Linked DNA regions of Homo sapiens: region 1 is linked to region 2. Evidence: read pairs that join two places in POLR2A ChIA-PET (ENCODE). Cell type or tissue: PC-9. All regions are shown on one strand.

Region 1 (5,000 bases), 270 kb before region 2:
GTATGTGTATGTGTGTAGGTATGTGCACATGTGTGTATGTGTATATGTGTGTGCATGCATGTATGTGTATGTATATGTGCACATGTATCTGTGTGTCCATGTGTCTGTGTGCACATGTGTATGTGTATATATGTGTGTGAGTGCACTTGTGTTTATGTGTATGTGTGTGCTTGTATGTGTATGCATGTGTGCATGTGTCTCTGTGTGTACATATGTCTCTGTGTGTATGTGTATACGTGTGTGTGTGAGTGCACCTGTGTGTATGTGTATATGGGTATATGTATGTGCACACGTGTGTGTATGTGTGCATATGTGTGTGCGTGCATGTATGTGTATGCATGTGCGCACATGTGTGTCTGTGTGTGTGTGTCTCTGTGTGTAGGTCATTGTTTTAAGCCCTGAATGTTGATTAACTCGTTTATTCCTCATAAATACCCGATGAAGTAGGCCAACTACCTATTGTTCTTCCAGCACAAACACCAGGAAAGGGAGGCACAGAGAGGTTAAGAAACTTGCCCTGTGTCACACAGCCAGTCACAAAGGCGGTGCCCAGCTCCTGGGGGTTCAGGGTGCCTGTGTCTGTCAAGGCCCCTGGTGAGCATCTGAAGGTAAGAGTGCTGTTTGGAACAGAGGTTCCCAGAGTCACCTGATGACAAGCATCGCTTAGGAGCTTGTTAAAAATCCAGATTTCTGGGCCCCACTCTGGGAGATCCTGATACAGGGGGTCCCGAGTCAAGAATCTGAATCTTTAAGGACATCCCAGGTGACTCTATCTTGAGCGAGTTTGGGGACCAGTCCCTCTGGGCACCACATGAGAGGTCCTGCCCATCTTTGCTGGCCTTGCACTGGGCCCTATGGCACAAAATAGGTGCTCAGTAAATGTTTACTGGACTCCCAGCTAGCTGCCGTGACGGCCCAGCTGCAGAAACCGGCTTGGGTGAGACTGGTTCTCCTCATCCCAGCAGAGCAGGGCCTGGAATCTGTTCCTAGGGCCCAGCCTCTCTCCTCTCTGAGCAGGGAACAGGGAGGTGGTCTGAAACCCCCAAAGCCCTGGGCAGACTGGACCGGCCCAGGAGCGCCTCAGCCAAGCTCCCTGCGGTGGCTCCTCCCCACCCTGCTTGGGAATTCTGGCCCAGGAGAGCTAACAGTTCTGACAGCTGATAAGGAGGAGGAAGGTCAGGGAGGAGAAAGCCCTTCCCAGGGTGGGGTGGGGCAGGCAGGCCACAGCAGCACAGCCAATGACCCAGGCCGGCCGCCCAGGTCATCTGATTGGAGCCCAGAGGCCAGGCTCACTAAAAATGTGCACCTTCTTGCCTGGACAGGGTGCTGGGCTGTGTGGCTGTCCTGAGGAACTGTGATAGCAACAGCTGTGGCCCTGCAGCAGGTGGTGGGCCCGGGATCCAGCCTCCCCTCTTCCCTTCCCTGGCAGGGTAAGTTCCAGAGCATTTTGCTGGGTCTGCGCTTGGAAAGCCCTCCCTGCCGAGGCTAAAGCCCTCAGCCCCATGCTCAGTGTCACCTGTCGAGACAGGTGAGGCCGGAGAGGGTTTTCATGGGGAGGGTGCACCCAAAACTCGAAACTCACCTGGCCAGAAGCAGCAGGGCGGGTGCTGCCTCGAATGGGGTTTCAGGCGAAGGGCCAGCCTGGTGTTCCCATGTATGAGAAATGGGCCAATAGCCTGATGGGTGGAGCTGGATGCTGTCAGGGTGGCAGGATGAGGTGGGAGTGCTGTCTCCCCAGGATCCCGACGACTGGGCGGGCAGGGTGCCTGGTGGAAAGGTGAGGTGCCAAGAGGCTGTGGCCAGGGGTTCTGATCCCAGCTTGCCACTGAGTGATTCCACCCTCCGTGCCTCAGTTTCCCCATCTGTAAGATGAGGCATTGGTGTTGGTGCCCAGGGCAGTGTCCGCATGTGGCCAGCAGCCATAGTTGATGGAAACAGTGCAATGCTGGTGACCCTGGAGGACGCAGGAGCCCTGGGCGGGCCCAGAGTCAGTCTTCCCCTGCACCCTGTGTCTTTCATGCTGCCCCTGCCCTCCTGCTACACCAGTGCCAGGGGTCTCAGAGGGGTTCCAGTGGCTCTCTGCATCTCCGAAGCCTCAGTCCCCCTCATGGGGCCAGGGTTCCCACCTGCCACTGGGGATGAGACCGCCTTCTCTCAGGGCTGGACTTGGGAGTGGGTTTTGAAGGAGGCAGGGACTGGACGCAGAGGCTGTTGGGGCAGTGGGGAGGCGCAGGGGCCTGACCCAGAGGAGGGCAGAGGAGAGGCTGCCCTGGGGGTGAGGGGGATCCATGGCCCCTGGCAAGGGGTGGGGCCTCTGTGAGCCTCAGTTTCTCAGCATGCCATCCGCCTGGCGACCTTGCCTCCCTCTCCCGCTGGGGCTATAGAATGGTCTGGAGCCCTCTGTGGCAGCAGCAGCCCCAGGCGAGTTCTGTTCACTACGAAGGAGCCCGTCCTCATCCTCCCCCTCGTTTACAGAGGAAGGCCGGCGCTCAAGGTGGCAGGACTGGCTGAGGACCACGGCAGGTCACGCCTGGGGCTAGGATGCCCTTCCAAAGCCCTGCCTCGGTTTCCTGGTGCTGTGGGAACAATGACCAGAAACCGGCCCTGCCCCACGCATCTCTGTGATTAACTCACTCCCTGTACAGTAGAGGGAGGCGTGGCCCAGGGAGGCTCCCGGGCTGGCCTGAGGCCCATGGCAAGCAGCCCCACCCAAGCAGGCGGCTCCAGGCTTGGCTGGGATCCCGCAGTGACGCTTGGGTGTCTTTGGGCCTTAAAAGTTCATCAAACTTGTTCCACCCTACAGGGACTTTTTGTTTGTTTTTCTTTTAATAGACTGAATTCTTTGGAATCCTCTTAGATTTACAAAACAGTCAGGAAGACAGTTCAGAGAGTTCTCGTAAAACCCCACCCAGCGGCCTCTATGATTAGCATCTCACCTTGGTATGGTACATTTGTCATAACTAATGAGCCAATACCACCAATGCCTGATTACCAGCTGCAGCCCACACCTGACTCAGATTTCCTTCGTCTTTACCTAACGCCTTCGCCTGCCCCGGGATCCCACCCAGGACCCCACTTTGTATTTAGTCCTCCTATGCAAGTCCATGGTGGTGGGCATTCACCACCATGCCCAACTAATTTTTGTATTTTTAGTAGATACGGGGTTTCACCATGTTGGCCAGGCTGGTCTCGAACTCCTGACCTCATGATCCGCCCACCTCAGCCTCCCAAAGTGCTGTATTACAGGCATGAGCCACTGCGCCTGGCCGTGTGTCTTTTCTTTTAGGCCCTCTCAGCTGACAGAGCATGAAGGCATATATGTGTACACCAACCATGTATATATGCATGTCTCTAAGTATGCCTAGATGCAATATCTGTATCTCTATTAGGTTAAATGTGAGTTCATACTGACGTCTCCAACTCAAATCCATTATTACTAAGTGGATTCCAGCTCTGCCCCACCAGCAATCTGTAACCGCCCACTCCAACATTGAGACACCTGGCTTTCACCATTAGCCATCCATTGACTTAACAGTTCTGTTCCAGTCTACATGTACGGAAGTATCAGAATGGCTGACCCATACCCCTGTGGGAGGCAACTTTATTCATTAATTTTTTGAGACAGGCTGTTGCTCTGTGCCCCGGCTGGAGTGCAGTGGTGTGAGCATGGCTCACTGCAGCCTCGACCTCCCTGGCTCAAATAATCCTCCTGGCTTAGTCTCCTGAGTAGCTGGGACTACAGGCACATGCCACCACACCCAGCTAATTTTTTATTTTTTCTAGAGACAGGGTCTCATCATGTTGCTCAGGCTGGTCTCGAACCCCTGGGCTCACGTGATCCTCCCGCCTCAGCCTCCCAAAGTACTGGGATTACAGGTATGAGCCACTGTGGCCGGCTGGAAAGCAACTTTATCAGCCAGAGTGGAATGCATCTGTGGGGCTCCTTTTGCCTTCAGTTTCACAGACTTAGTGGAACTTTCTTCCTCTCACTTCAGTGAGATTGTCGTATACATTTGTGATACAGTTATTAATTGTTTTGTCAATCTCACGAGATTGTCGTATACATTTGTGATACAGTTAATTCTTTTGTCAATCTCATGAGATTGTCGTATACATTTGTGATACAGTTAATTGTTTTGTCAATCTCATGAGATTGTCGTATACATTTGTGATACAGTTAATTGTTTTGTCACATTTCACATTCATCCTGGGAGTCCCCTGTCTGCCTAGGTTTGTTCTTTTTTTTTTTTTTCTTTAAAATATGATTTGCGTACATAGGGTGCGGTGGCTCACACCTGTAATCCTAGCACTTTGGGAGGCTGAGGCGGGTGGATCACTTGAGGTCAGGAGTTCGACACCAGTCTGACCAACATGATCAAACCCCATCTCTACTAAAAATACAAAAATTAGCCAGGAGTGTTTGCGGGTGCCTGTAGTCGCAGCTACTCAGGAGGCTGAAGCAGGAGAATCACTTGAACCCGGGATGCGGAGGTTGTGGGGAGCCGAGATTGAGCAGTTACACTACAGCCTGGGCAACAAGAGCGAAACTCCGTCTCAAAAAAAACAAAAAAAGCGCACACATTAAGGCTCCCTGTGCTGTAAAGTTCAATGTCTTTTGGGAAATGGAGTCATGTATCTGTCATCACAGCATCATCCAGAATAGTTTCAGCACCGAGAACTCCCCTGTGGCTCACCGACTCAGCTCCCCACTGTTGCCAATGCATTCATCCTCCTGCGGTTTCTTTTCACAAGTGCAAACAGATGCGAACGCATCCTAACCCCACTTTCAGACAGAAAATGGAGCAGACACTCTGAAGCTTGCTTTTTTCTGCTTAATACGTCTCAGGGATCTTTCCTTGTTGGCACTCAGAGAAAGCCTTGCTTCTGTATCACAGCTGCTGGCTACCTGTTGTGTGGCTGCAGTGTGGTTTATCGGACACCCAGGTTACCTCCAAGGCATTGCTGTTAGAAATAAGCTGTATGGACAACCACGTACCCTG
Region 2 (5,000 bases):
TGCTGCTGCCGCGCCCTCAGCACACTTGTGAGGCCCTCCGGCTCTGCCCCGCTCACCCAGTGGCTGGGATCTGCTTGTTCTTAGGAATGTCCGTTGAATGTCACTTTTATCGTAGCTTTCTCTCATCTGCCCAGCAAACTTAATGCCCTCCCCTTCCCTGTGCTGCCCCAAACGCAGCCCTTGGACAGTGTATTGTTATCTGGGTTTGTATCTGTCCCGCCAGTCCTCCCAAGGATTGTGAGCTTTTCCTCATTTATTGAATGCATCCATGAACAGTGCCTGCTATGTGTCAGCACTGCTGGGACCTGGGGGCGGAGCAGTGAGCAAGACAGACAGAAGCCCCCCACTGTCATGAACCTTCTGATGGCAGAAGACATGTGAAAGACAAAATAAGCCGGCAAAATGCACAGCAGCCTTTATCTCTGTGGCTGAGCACTTCGCCTTCTGGCAAGTAGCTATTCGGTGAGCCAGTATACTCATTTGAGTTGCACCTGTGAAAATGGTAAAGAATAGAAATGTTAGGAAAATCCTTGGACGCTTAGACTCTGGCTCCTTGTGCATGAAGCAGCAGGAGAGAGGCCTTTATTTGTTCAGCCGCCTCAGGGGCTTCGCAGTGTGTAAATATATCCTTAACAAAGTTTGCAAGAAAAGAGGGATTCTCTGTGCTTTTTACATGTTTTTCTCTATTAGATGAAAGTTCTGTAACTAGTTCTAGTTCGTTTTATGTTTTTGGTAATATAGATGTCTTAGCTTCTGTTTTCTTCATTAGGTAAATAAATAGATAATTTTAAAATAAGAATTGAACATATCTGTGCTTATTCATATTTCTCTTATTTTTAAAGGTTCATATCTGTTTTAATTTTCTGTCCAGAAAGATGGCATTCAGATGGAATCGTGTATCCCAAACCCACGTGGCTTGGAGAAGAGTTGCTGGCCAAGTTGGCCAAGTGGTCTGTAGAGAACAAGAAGAGTGACTTTAAAAGCACCCTTTCCCTCATCTCCATTATGAAGTATAGCAAGGCTTACCAGGAACTTAAAGAGAAGTATAAGGAAATGGTTAAGGTAATTCTGGTGGAGAATATCTGATTTTTCCCCCTTCATGATTTTCTTTTCTTTTCTTTTCTTTTTTTTTTTTTTTTTTTTTTTTTGCGACAGTCTTGTTCTGTCACCCCCCCAAAAAAAAGGGCCAGAGTGAAGTGGTGTGATCTTGGCTCACTGCAACCTCTGCCTCCCGGGTTCAAGAGATTCTCCTGCCTCAGCCTCTGGACTAGCTGGGACTACAGGAACATGCCACCACGCCTGGCTAATTTTTTGTATTTTTATTAGAGATGAGGTTTCACCATGTTGCCCAGACTGGTCTTGGCCTCCCAAAGTGCTAAGATTACAGGTGTGAGCCACCGTGTCCAGCTCACCCTTAATTTACATGAGGTAAAATAATCAAACTCTTCCAGGTAAAATTGTTTTTCCTGTTGCAGGCTGTACTTTGACATACTTAGGGGTGCACACAACAAAAACATAGACAGATATATAATGGAAAAGGATTGATCTTTACTTGTATATTATTTGTTTTCAAGAGACCTAAAGGGAAATATTTAATTGAAAAGTAATGGAACCTTGAAAAAAAAAATGGCTAAATTACCATAATTCTTTGTATAAACTTAAATATATTTTAAGAAAATATGTGAAAAGTTAAAATACAAAAGAGCAGTTCCCAAAAGGAGATACATTTCATAATAACATGTGCTTAAACTTTCTATCTAAGATGTAAAAACAGTATAACAAGAAACATCTGTGTTGCGGGAAGTCAGGGACCCCGAATTGGGGGCGGGTTCCCCCAATACATCTGTGTGTTTATGCCCAGCTTAAGGCAGAAGGCATTGCTGGTAGAGTCAAAGCTACTTACTATTCTTCCTAGTTCCCATCTTCCTCCCCGTCCTAGGAGTAACCACAATTTGTCATTTCCATGTTTTTTTTTTTTTTTTTTTTTTTGAGACAGGCTCTCACTCTGTCGCCTAGGCTGGGGTGCAGTGGTGCAATCTTGGCTCACTGGAGACTCAACCTCCCGGGCTCAAGCGATTCTCCCTAGTAGCTGGGACCACAGGCAGATGCTACCATGCCTGGCTAATTTTTTGTATTTTTTGTAGAGACAAAGTTTTGCCATGTTTCCCAGGGCTCAAGTGTTCTGCCTGCTTTGGCCTCCTAAAGTGCTTGGATTACAGGCTTGAGCCACTGCCCGGCTTCCATGTATTTTTTTAATCAGTCACGTCTTGCTCTGTAACAAAAGCACCCCAAAGGTCACAGGCTTAAAGCTGTGACCTTTCATTATTGCTGAAGCACCTGTGGGTCCCCGGGGTTGGCTGACTGAGGCTGGGCTCCCTCCCACATCCTGGCCTCGTGGTCCTTTGCCATCTTGTTAGCTATTTGGTACCGTCCAGAAGGTACTTTTTATGTTTTTCCAGCTTTTGAAATTGTTTCTAGTGGGATGGTTCATCTGTATTGTCTAAGGCGCTGTGACTGGAAATAGAAATTTCAACTTTTAACATTGGCCATTGGTTTTTCCTGTTTTGCCTAATGCCAGTTCTGAACATGACTAATTTTAATAATGAGAGCTCATGTTTGCACAGCTAGTGCTTTACAGTTTTCAGAGCACCTTGATTATCCTGTGTGTTAGTTGAGGCATGGCTTTATCCCTGTTTGACAGGTAGGGCGACAGCAGCCACTGATGGACCAGGGGCTGGAGCACTGGTCTCCTAGTTTGTGGCTCGCGGCTCTCCCTGCCCTAGTTTCACTCCCACGCCTAGTTTCCTTGTTTGTTGCCCTTATCTGCATAGACAATGAGCACAGTGTAGCTAAGTGTTTCCTCTGTGTCCACTGCCTCAGCTAAATGCCTTAGGTACATTCTGTTGATTGTGAAATCTTGCTTTGGATTGGATTGTTCTTGGCATGCCTTGTTTCTTTATGTAAATCTTTTATTGTAAGAAACCAGTTGTGAATTCCTGCCTTTGAGCTTATGTTTCCTATTTTAGTGTACGATTAGTCCAGTTTGATTTATGCTTTATAGGGATACTTAAAGTATTGGGAAATGGTGGTGGGGAAACCGAACAATTTATGTTTGCTCTTGAAACTGTTTTAGGTGTGGCCTGAAGTCACTGATCCTGAGAAGTTCGTGTATGAAGATGTGGCTATCGCAGCATACCTGCTGGTAAGGGTGTAAGCGACCTCAGCTTCTCTGGAGTGGGTGGAGTTTGCTACAGGCAGATGTTCCCTGTAGTGAAGGACATTTTCCAAATCCATAACTGCCGGTGCTCACAATTCTGCTGGCCAAGGTTGGTTTCTCGTGTAATGGTTTGACTTCATGTGGTCCTTTTGATGCGTATACAACAAGTTTGGGTTGAAACTTGACCTCGGGTTCCAACTTGACCTGCAGGCGGAACTGTACGTCCACACTCAGCAGTCATCGTGGAGGCACCGGCTGGCACAGGGAAGCACTGAGGAACACGTGTCTTCCGGCCCTGGCCTAGAACCTTCTAGCCCTTTCCTCAGCTGGCTCGCTAGCTGGCTACATTTGGACATGCCCTCTGATTTAATCATCTTGGTTTACTTATCTATAAGAATGTTTAGAGTAGGCTGGGTTTGGTGGCTCAAGCCTGTAATTCCCAGCACTTCGGGAGGCCGAGGCGGGCAGATCACTTGAGGTCAGGAGTTTGAGACCAGCCTGGCCAACATGGTGAAACCCTGTCTCTACTAAAAATACAAAATTAGCCAGGCGTGGTGGCAGGAGCCCATAGTTCCAGCTACTGGGGAGGCTGAGGCAGGAGAATTGCTTGAACCCAGGAGGCGGAGGTTGCAGTGACCAGAGATTGCATCATTGCACTCTAGCCTGGGCGGCAAGAGCAACACTCCATCTCAAAAAAAGAAAAAAAAAAAAGAATGTTTAGTGTAGATGATTTCAAGTTTCCTTTCACTCAGAGTTTTCTTTGACCAGTTTGTGTCTAAATTATTCTTGCGTAGAGTGAATTACCACCTGACTTTGTTTTGTTTTTCTCTTCACTTAGATTCTATGGGAAGAAGAAAGGGCTGAGAGGAGACTAACTGCCAGGCAGTCCTTTGTGGACCTGGGATGTGGAAATGGCCTCCTGGTCCACATCCTGAGCAGTGAGGGGGTAAGGCCCGGCTCCATCACCTTTTCTGGTAACTTGTCCAGAGTTTCCTCAAGTCAGGCACAGGGTTCACTGACATCTTTTTCTGCTGATACAGCCTGGATTTGGAGTCAGCCAGCTATCAGAGTAGGTAGAGACTTATAAATTTCTGTTAATCTGATAAACAAACAGCTCCTAAAACAAGGGAAACGTGGTGATCTCATTGGACCTAAGAGGAAGTCCCCGGGCCCCGGCATGGACCTATAAAATGACAGGCTTTGGGTAGCATGGATGTTTTTTTGCTGTCAGATTTTTCTTTTGAAACCCACCATCTCAAGGAGCTGGAGGGAGATAAAAAGCAAGGCAGGTTCTGCACTTGAGAAGCTTCAGGCCAGGCACGGGGCTCACGCCTGCAATCCTAACACTTGGGTGGCCGAGGCGGGTGGATCACTTGAGCCCGGGAGTTTGAGACCAGCCTGGGCAACATAGTGAAACCCCATCTCTGCAAAAAAAAGAAAAACAAATAAGAGAAGCTTCAGTTCTGGCTCGGACGGCCAGTCATGTATACACAGACAACAGTATGGAACAGTGTGGTGTGTGGTACTGGGTTTTGCCCTTATTTTCTGGATGTTCAGCTGATGCAGTGAAAGCACTCTTGGGCTGAGAGCGGCACCTGCCCAGGTAGCACGGTCAGTAGGGGTGGGTGTCTTGTGCCTGGAACTTCCTGCCAGCAACTTATACCCCTCCTGGTGCGTCCAGCGCGTCAGGTGCCATTACCCCATGATATGATGGCCAGCTTAGCCACTTCCTGCTAGGGGGCAACAGCTGGAACCTGCAGCCCAATATTGATGGTTCCAAACT

The links. ChIA-PET counts read pairs that join two places held together with the same protein. Peaks named below come from ENCODE experiments on the same cell type or tissue, not always from the same donor. Only the 100,000 strongest peaks of a DNase experiment are listed, where the experiment ranks them.
Region 1: POLR2A ChIA-PET joins it to region 2 with 10 read pairs; 2 of 35 experiments call an interaction of 5 or more read pairs at or near these places.

What each region holds. Positions count from the first base shown.
Region 1 is chr4:8,180,781-8,185,780 of GRCh38, forward strand. It overlaps a transcript of SH3TC1 not described here. Among named protein-coding and RNA genes, the nearest start is that of SH3TC1, 16 kb to the right of the region's middle. In PC-9, no CTCF peak of the experiment used is centred here; a DNase peak (open chromatin) is centred at 2,801; H3K4me3 peaks cover 257 bases; H3K27ac peaks cover 1,571 bases.
Region 2 is chr4:8,448,827-8,453,826 of GRCh38, forward strand. TRMT44 (tRNA methyltransferase 44 homolog) reads left to right here. Exons shown (of 11, transcript NM_152544.3): 3 at 843-1,062; 4 at 3,134-3,202; 5 at 4,056-4,163. Among named protein-coding and RNA genes, the nearest start is that of TRMT44, 11 kb to the left of the region's middle. In PC-9, no CTCF peak of the experiment used is centred here; a DNase peak (open chromatin) is centred at 2,875; H3K27ac peaks cover 1,259 bases.